Linked DNA regions of Homo sapiens: all the other regions are linked to region 1. Evidence: chromatin contacts called from ENCODE Hi-C or POLR2A ChIA-PET data. All regions are on one chromosome and are shown on one strand. The core of a region is the stretch at or near the end of the contact, and the rest is flanking DNA. Distances in the headings are between cores, read along the strand shown. Region 1 overlaps ALDH1L2 (aldehyde dehydrogenase 1 family member L2). Region 2 holds the start of C12orf75 (chromosome 12 open reading frame 75). Region 3 overlaps CHST11 (carbohydrate sulfotransferase 11).

The links. Hi-C counts contacts between places; a loop is a spot of excess contacts on that map. ChIA-PET counts read pairs that join two places held with the same protein, here RNA polymerase II (POLR2A). Pooled maps may share reads with other maps.
Region 2: a map with no recorded cell type shows a loop between it and region 1 (4-fold over the local background). The contact joins the promoter of C12orf75 here to the enhancer-like site in region 1. A Hi-C loop is called at or near these places in 2 of 37 single-sample maps with no recorded cell type and 4 of 50 pooled maps. POLR2A ChIA-PET finds 5 or more read pairs at or near these places in 1 of 52 experiments (AG04449).
Region 3: a map with no recorded cell type shows a loop between it and region 1 (6-fold over the local background). The contact joins two enhancer-like sites. A Hi-C loop is called at or near these places in 8 of 37 single-sample maps with no recorded cell type and 5 of 50 pooled maps.

What each region holds. Positions count from the first base shown.
Region 1 is chr12:105,029,859-105,032,558 of GRCh38, reverse strand. It overlaps ALDH1L2 (aldehyde dehydrogenase 1 family member L2), which reads left to right. Exons shown (of 23, transcript NM_001034173.4): 20 at 625-790; 21 at 2,130-2,235. Among named protein-coding and RNA genes, the nearest start is that of NOPCHAP1, 45 kb to the right of the region's middle. Within about 2 kb of position 1,343, at least 3 of the 41 ENCODE cell types and tissues checked have a DNase peak (open chromatin) inside an H3K27ac peak, as active enhancers do.
Region 2 is chr12:105,329,301-105,332,000 of GRCh38, reverse strand. C12orf75 (chromosome 12 open reading frame 75) reads right to left here and starts at 1,310. Exons shown (of 6, transcript NM_001145199.2): 1 at 1,064-1,310. The coding sequence starts at 1,109. RefSeq lists an enhancer at 1-228 and silencers at 885-984, 1,015-1,674.
Region 3 is chr12:104,581,501-104,584,200 of GRCh38, reverse strand. All of the region lies in intron 1 of CHST11 (carbohydrate sulfotransferase 11), which reads right to left. Among named protein-coding and RNA genes, the nearest start is that of MIR3922, 8.8 kb to the left of the region's middle. RefSeq lists enhancers at 363-432, 1,259-1,308. Within about 2 kb of position 1,325, at least 2 of the 41 ENCODE cell types and tissues checked have a DNase peak (open chromatin) inside an H3K27ac peak, as active enhancers do.

The sequences.
Region 1 (2,700 bases), core at 94-2,593:
GCTTAGAAGTTCGAGGTTGCAGCTGGGCGCGGTGGCTCACGCCTGTAATCCCAGCACTTTGGGAGGCTGATGCGGGTGGATTGCCTGAGGTCAGGAGTTCGAGACCAACCTGACCAACATGGAGAAACCCCATCTCTACTAAAAATACAAAAATTAGCCGAGCGTGGTGGCAGACACCTGTAATCCCAGCTACTTGGGAGGCTAAGACATGAGAATAGCCGGACGCAGTGGCAGGCGCCTGTAATCCCAGCTACTCAGGAGGCTGAGACATGAGAACAGCTTGAACCCGGGAGGCAGAGGTTGCAGTGAGCCAAGATCACACCATTGTACTCCAGCCTGGGCAACAAAATAAGACTCCACCTCAAAAAAAAAAAAAAAAAAAAAGAAGTTCGAGGTTGCAGTGAGCCATGCCATGCCACTGTGATCCAGCATGGACGACAGAGTGACTAAGACCCTGTCTCCAAAAAGGAAAAAAAAAAAAAAACCAACCACCTACCTCCGGTGCTATTGTAAAGACTAAATGACAATACATCTATAAACACCTTAGTATAACACCTACCACTTGGTAGAAACTCCATTATTATTAACAGTGAATTGTGTTTTTATGGACTGGGTAACATACAGGTAGAAGAAATTAAAAAGATGAAAATTGGTGATCCACTTGACAGATCCACTGATCATGGGCCCCAAAATCATAAGGCTCATCTGGAAAAGCTGCTGCAATACTGTGAAACTGGAGTGAAAGAAGGGGCCACTTTGGTGTACGGGGGAAGACAAGTCCAAAGGCCAGGTAAGATCACCTCTGTGGGGGTTTACCGGGTGCCCGCCTTCTTCAGTTGGAATGGACAGCGACAGTTTAAGACCAGCCTGGCCAACATGGTGAAACTTCATCTCTACCAAAAATTAGCCCAGTGTGGTGGCACGCACCTGCTACTGGGGAGGCTGAGGCACAAGAATCACTTTAACCTAGGAGGCAGGTTAACGTGAGCGGAGGAGGCTGCAGTGAGCTGAGATCAAGCCACTGCACTCCAACTTGGGCAACAGACTGAGACTCTGTCTCAAACAAAACAAAACAAAATAAAACAAAGAAGGGGAGACAACTGGATAATATGTGTCTCCTGATGGAATAAAACGTGTAATACACAGTATCACCTATGAAGTGTTCCTGCCAAAAAAGCTTAAGCTGAATCTAATTATACCTTTAAGCCAAGCTTTCTATTCATAAGAACTGCAGTAGGGAGGGAGGAAGGAACAGGAAGTTATTTTTTAGTGGGTATAGAGTTTCAGTTTTATAAGCTGAAAATAGTTAATGAAAATGGATGGTGGTGAAGGTTGCATATTATGAATCTCATAACACTGAGCTGTACACTTAAAGATGGTTGTGATGGTAAATTTCAGTTATGTGTATTTTACCACAATAAAAGTCACTGGGAAAAAGAAGAAATACAAGAGATAGAGAAACAAATATCATCCAAAGGAAGCAATGATTAACCAGAAAGAAAGATAATGTATAAACAACTGACCCAGTCTCTTTAACATGACGATAGCATAAAAAATAAGGGGAAGACAAAATGGGGAAATGTTTTAGAGTAAAAGATCCTTAAGAAATCTAAACACCAAATACAATGTGTAGAAGAATTTGAATCCTAAATCAAACAAACCAACTGTGAAAAAGCTAATTTCTAGACATTAAGGAAATTAAAATATAAACTCTGAATAAAGAATACTTACTAATTTTGTTAAGCATGACACTGTATAGTGGTTATATAAGAAAATATCCTTATTTTTTACAGATGTGTACTGAAATACTGAGGTGTTAAAATTATGATATCTGGAATTTGCTTTAAAATATTTCAATGAGGAAAAGATAAATACAGCAAAATATGGATATTTATTTTACCATTCATTATACTGTTTTCTCTACCTTTACATAGGTTTGACATTTTCATAATAAAGACATTAAAAAATAAGAACCTGGGCATGCCAACACCAAATAGAGAAATGCAACTCTTCTTGGTTTTACTGGGCCAGAGGGAAAGAAAAAATTATAATGTAATTAAGTGAGAGGACTATTAATTGAAAATGACTTAACCTACAGTTGACATTTTTTCTTTGTTTTTTCCAAAAAGGCTTTTTCATGGAGCCGACCGTGTTCACAGATGTGGAAGACTACATGTACCTCGCCAAAGAGGAATCCTTTGGGCCTATTATGGTCATTTCTAAATTCCAAAATGGGTAGGTTCTTCAGACACAATGTAACTTAGGTTTTGACTAGATAAGTCATTTTTCCCCTTTGCCACTGTGCTATATACACAGCATAAGATTAATGAACATGTAATTTTCTACCATAAGAATAATTAACTTAAATAATTAGAAGTTACGCTTTTGCTAACCATCGTAGATCATAGTATATTTTTGCTTTTCAGCTTCAATTAATGGCCAACATAATGGGCTTTTAGCTGAATAAATTTTAGTTTTTCTGCACTTGACATTTGAGATGTCTGTGGAACAAAGTAAATAACTGAGAAATAACAAAACTGGTTTTCACATTTAAATTCCTAGGGTATGCATCTGTGAAATCTTATTTCCCTAGAGAAAGAGTGCTGTTATTATAGGGGATATTGCCCCCCAAAGCTTGATACTCAACTTTTCATGGAAATGTTCATAATCATCATATAATCAACTGTAAATGACATGCTG
Region 2 (2,700 bases), core at 61-2,560, 300 kb before region 1:
CATTTTTTACCGGCGTCTGGGTTAAGGGATGTGACAGGCCCAAGGTTACAAAGTCATTGCCAGGGCCTCCACAGCCGCCTAGGAAATACCGCAGCCTCTGACTGCTGTTTGCATTTGCTGGTTAGGCTAGGATGTGGCATCTGGTTGACTTCAATTGGAGGAGATAGGAGCTCTTTATCCAAAAGGACACTGAAATAGGTCAGCAGTTATTACTCAAAACAGATCCAGGGTACCTTAAATCCCGAGACATAGGCAGGGTGAAATAGAAGGGTGAGTTTTGGCAAAAGTCACTTGACACAAAGCCTGGCTGGCCCGGGGAAGCTAGAAGACCTTGCCTGCCAATCAACATGAAGTGGTATAAAAAGAAGTTTCTATTTGTGTGTGTGTGTGTGTGTGTGTGTGTGTGTGTTTAATGAAAAGTATCTTAACAGACTGTTAATAATAAAGCTCTGTCTCACATATGTAAAACATCCTTACTGCTGCAGCTTCTCAGAGAAATCCTAAGAGCAGCCCAGCCGGTCTTCGGCATCAAGGCAGACACAGATGCGTTTTTGCAGCTCTGCTTCTAGTTCTCCCCAACCCCACTCCCACCCTTCCCCGCTTCCTGCCCCACCACCACTGCCCGAAAAGTCCTGTCTTGCTCTGCTGCACTTTTCCAGGTGCAGCGCCTTGGTTCCGAGGAGATGGGGGAGAGGCCTGGAGGAGCAAGTGTGGGAGGTGGGGGAGCGGCCGGGGACCACGTCCGGGAATCCTCTCCCCCAGGAGAGCCCTGAGACCCGCCAGCTGCAGGTGAGCCCCGGCGGCTGCAGGGGAGCCCGCGACAGTCCTCCCCGCGCTCCCTCGGCAGAGACGCCCCGCAGGCTCGACTGCTCCAGGCGCAACCGCCCCCGCGCGGGGGACTTGCCACGCTTTCGGTCTTTCCAGAAACGGGCGGTCTGCTCCTGTCCCGAAAATGGGGACGGGGAGAGGGGGCTGCGCGCCCCCCACCCAAGATCCCTGCACCCTTCCTTCCCGCCGCCTCTCCCGCCCGCCCCCGCCGGCCCCCGCCTCCCGCCGGACTCACCTTGGCCCGCGCCCGCGCTGGTGGCGGTGGAGTTCCCGCAGCCCATCGCGCAGCCGGCCGGGGAAGCCGCGCTCCGGAGCTCTCGGCCGCGGGTCCTGGGGGCGGAGACCCAGACGAAGGGCGGCGCACCCCGAGCGGGAGGCTGACGGGGCCGCGAGGGGCCAGGAACCGAGTGGGGGCCGCCCCCTCCCACCGCCGGGAGACGCGGCCCGGGGCGCAGCGGGCTGCGGGCTGCCGGGCGGAAACCACCCGGCACCCCTCGCCCCGGCCCCGCCCCGCCCGGGGACCCGCCGGACCCACCCGTCGCCCCAGCAACCTCGGCACTGGCCAATCCCCAGCCTCCTGCGCGCTTCGCGGTCGGCCATTGGTCGTTATTACGAGGGGCGGGAGTTTAAAGTGGGCCCCGGGGCGAGGGAGCGGCAAGGGGCGTGGCCGGCGCAGCGGGGTGGGGGTGCCCACCTGCCCACCCTCAGCATCCTCCTCGCCTTGTCTTTGCTTTTCTTTCCTCACTTCCCCTCCCTGCCCCAGGATGTGGGGAGGAGAGGAAGTAGCAGGGGGCACCCTGCACAGTGGACGCCCAATAAATGCTATTGACTGAATGTTGTGCAGGTCTGAAGCCAAAACCGAAATCCCCAGCTGCTTTAACAGAAGGCCAACGCAGCTCTGTTCCCCATACGCACTGCCTGGCAAAAGTTCTTCCCCAGATTGGTCATCTTGACCTATTCCTCTTTAAAACAAATGTCTGCAACGATTTCAATAACTTGGATTCAGGACCTCCTCTCTGATAAATGAGAGAACTGTGGATGGGCACGGTGCTGTACGTTTCAACATGATAGTTGGGCCAGCGTTACTGCAGTCAGACTGTCTGAGTTAAAGTCTTCGTTCTGCCCCGTGATAGCTGCGTGACCTCAGGAAAGTAACTTAACCCATTGGGTACATCCCTTGTTTCACCTATAAAATGACAGTAACTCAGGTACATATAAAGTACCTAACAAAGTTCCCTATCTTTAGTAAATATCAGCTATTATCATTATTATTATTAACTCTAATAGAAATGAATACAAATTCCTTAAAGGGAAAGACTATCTGATTTTTCATAGCGTCCTCCTGGCTTGTAATACAGACTCACTAAATGTTTTGTGAGGTGACTTCAAGCCAGGAATTAAAGCTCCATTTTAAATTCACTTAATATTTGTAGGGAGCCTAGCCTGTGCCAAGTCCTTTGTTAAGTTCCGGGGATACAAATATGTGGGAGACAGTCTAACCAGGCAGATAGATTAAAATAAATTAATTACAATATAGAAGGAATGTTAACAGAGGAATACAGGTGCCATAGAGTCCCAGAGGATGCTGGGATGCTAGTTAAAAGACTTGCCTAAGGCCAGGCATGGTAGCTTACACCTGTAAACTAGCACTTTGGGAGGCTGACACGGGCGGATCACGAGGTCAGGAGTTCGAGACCAGCCTAACATGGTGAAACCCTGTCTCTACTAAAAATACAAAGATTAATTGGGTGTGGTGGCATACACCTGTAATCCCAGCTACTTAAGAGGCTGAGGCAAGAGAATCACTTGAACCTGAGAGGTGGAGGTTGCAGTGGGCCGAGATAGCACCACTGCACTCAAGCCTGGGTGACA
Region 3 (2,700 bases), core at 76-2,575, 450 kb after region 1:
TGTATAGTATTCTTCCCACTAAAAATGATGACTCAACATAATGCCAGATCCAAATCAACTCTAAGTGTTAGAGATGCTACTGAAAATCAGGCAAGTTCTAAACAAAGAGTTGGAATTTCCCCAACAAAAACCAAACAATTATCTATCTGCAGCCACTGATGTGAATATTTTTACTCAAGGGATCTTTGGACGGGGTGCGGTGGCTCACGCCTGTAATCCCAGCACTTTGGGAGGCCGAGGAGGGCGGATCACTTGAGGTCGGGAGTTTGGGACCAGCCCGGTTAACATGGTGAAACCCCATCTCTACTAAAAATACAAAAATTAGCTGGGTGTGGTGGCAGGTGCCTGTAATCCCAGCTACTCAGAAGGCTGAGGCAGGAGACTTGCTTGAACCCAGGAGGCAGAGGTTGCAGTGAGCTGAGATCTCGCCACTACACTCCAGCCTGGGCGACAGAGTGAGACTCCATCCTCAAAAAAAAGAGAGAGATCTTTGAAAACTGAGAGCACAAGGCATTTGTTTAATTTCTGCATATTTTAGGAATATAGGATGCTTAAGTATAACTTAAGTTGCTGCCATCAAGAAGTGCTGAAGGGGTAAGGGAGATAAAAGCAGGTGTCAGAATCGATCTGAAAATGAATAGGGGAGGCCCCAGACAGGGGCAGAGGGTGCACACGTGAGCTTTGGGGGAGGCTAGGCTGTGTGTCAAGTGTGGTTGTTGAAATATGGTCAGAGGGAAAAGGCCATTGGAGCTGCATCTGATGAAACACGCCCACGGTCCCCCAATCTCCCTCACTCCCTGCTTCCCTTCTTGTGAATCCAAGATGCAAAGCTGAGCCCCATTCCATAGACCCTCCAAAGATATGGAATGGGATCAGAATGATCCCAAGGAGGGGAAAAAGAATCAAAGCCACTGTAGTGGTTTCTCCCCAGGGAAATCCAGGGAAACACTCACAATTTTAAGGAGGGTTTCATCTTAAAGTAAAGATAAAAAAGTGTTATGACAAAATGGAGAGACAAGGTCCCATCTTTATCCAGAAAGTAAGAAAACCATGTACAAGATTTCTGTTGCCTTGATAAGCAGGAAGGCATGGCCCCAGTATACAACACATATGTATGTGGCCGCACTTAGATATTAAAATTCCCTCCAAGTTGGCCAGGCAGGTCTATTTGTGCAGGCAAATTAAAAAGCTGTAAGACAATAAGGTGTCTGCAAATGGTTACAGCTACAAGAGGATATGAAGCTATTTGCATGTCTGTCTCTAGGGGAAGCAGCCAGATGTGTTAGAAACAGTTCCAGTTCAGAGCTTGCGGCCACCTGTGAGCTGGGTGACTTGGGGAGAAGGAAAACAGGTACAAGCAGAAGACATTTGGAGTTCCGGCTCTATACAATGCTGAATGCCAGGCAGGCACTTCAGTGGAAGTCATTTTATATAACCCTCCCTTCCTCACTACCATCCCGAGATGTATTATTTCTATCATACAGATGAGGAAACAAGTGCAGAGAGGTTCTTGCCAACGGTACACAGTTAATAAATGACAGATCCTCTAGGATGATACAGCAGGGAAATGTTTATTATCTCTGAGTGTTCCCAACAGTGATTGGCCCCATGAGAAGGGCGTGCAGAGGGGACGTGAAATGCACAGAAAGAACTTAAACTCCAGTTGCATCCCTTAGTAAAGATAATAACATGAAAACAGGGGCCTGGGGTTTAAGTAACTCAGTAAAGGTGATGGGGCAGGGGCAACATATCTGTCTGACACATCTGGTCAAAATGCTGACATCAAAGTCTTCAAGCACAAACACACGCACACACACATGACTACCCCAACGCTGATTTCATTGCTCAGGAGCAGAGCACTGTAGCCAAGGGTAGGCTCTAAGGGTGTTAGAATTCCTGCCTCAAATCCTGGCCCCTCCACTGGCCAGCAGAGTGATCTTCTGCAAGCTTCTTAACCCCCTGCATCTCAGTTTGCTCACCAATAAGATGGAAATAATGAGAGAACCTGCCTGATAAAGTTATTAAGAGGAGGACATGAGCGGAAAGCACTGAGTGCATTGGCTGCCACAACTCTCAGGCGCACATTTCCATATTTCAATTTCTCGCAAATAAGGATGCATCCTACAACCATAGTCTTCTTAGACTGGATGAAATAAGGATAGAATGATGATGCTGACGATAATGACGTAGTGCATCCCTTACTTCCTTTCCACCTCCCTCCGTCCCATCCCCATCCCCATCTCAAAGCCCAAACTCCTGGATGGAGTGTTTGTTCTCAACTTCTCTTCCTTTTTCTTTTAGTTTGCTACAAGTTGAATGCTTTGTTTTCCAAGCCAAGACAAATCTCCTCAAATTCAAATGGCAAAGTGCCACAGCATCAAAATGCCCTGTGCCTTCTGAGGCTTGCTAAGATGCAGGGAGGCAGCTCCAGGGTAACAGGCCCTTTGAGACCACCTGTGCCCGAGCCACTCCTCACACAGCCAAGGTCACTGCCCTGGATGTCATGAACAGCTGGGGAAGTCTCTGTCAGGTTAGACAGAGGTAGTGGGTCTTCAGCAGTACCCAGAAAGACCCTCCCCACCCTCCTGCCCACCAAATAACTGCCTCAGCCCTCACTGAGGCCAGAAATCCCAGGCAGTGTTCCTTTAAATCAACGGTTTCCAGTCACTCGACAATGTTTGGCCACTACATCAAATCATA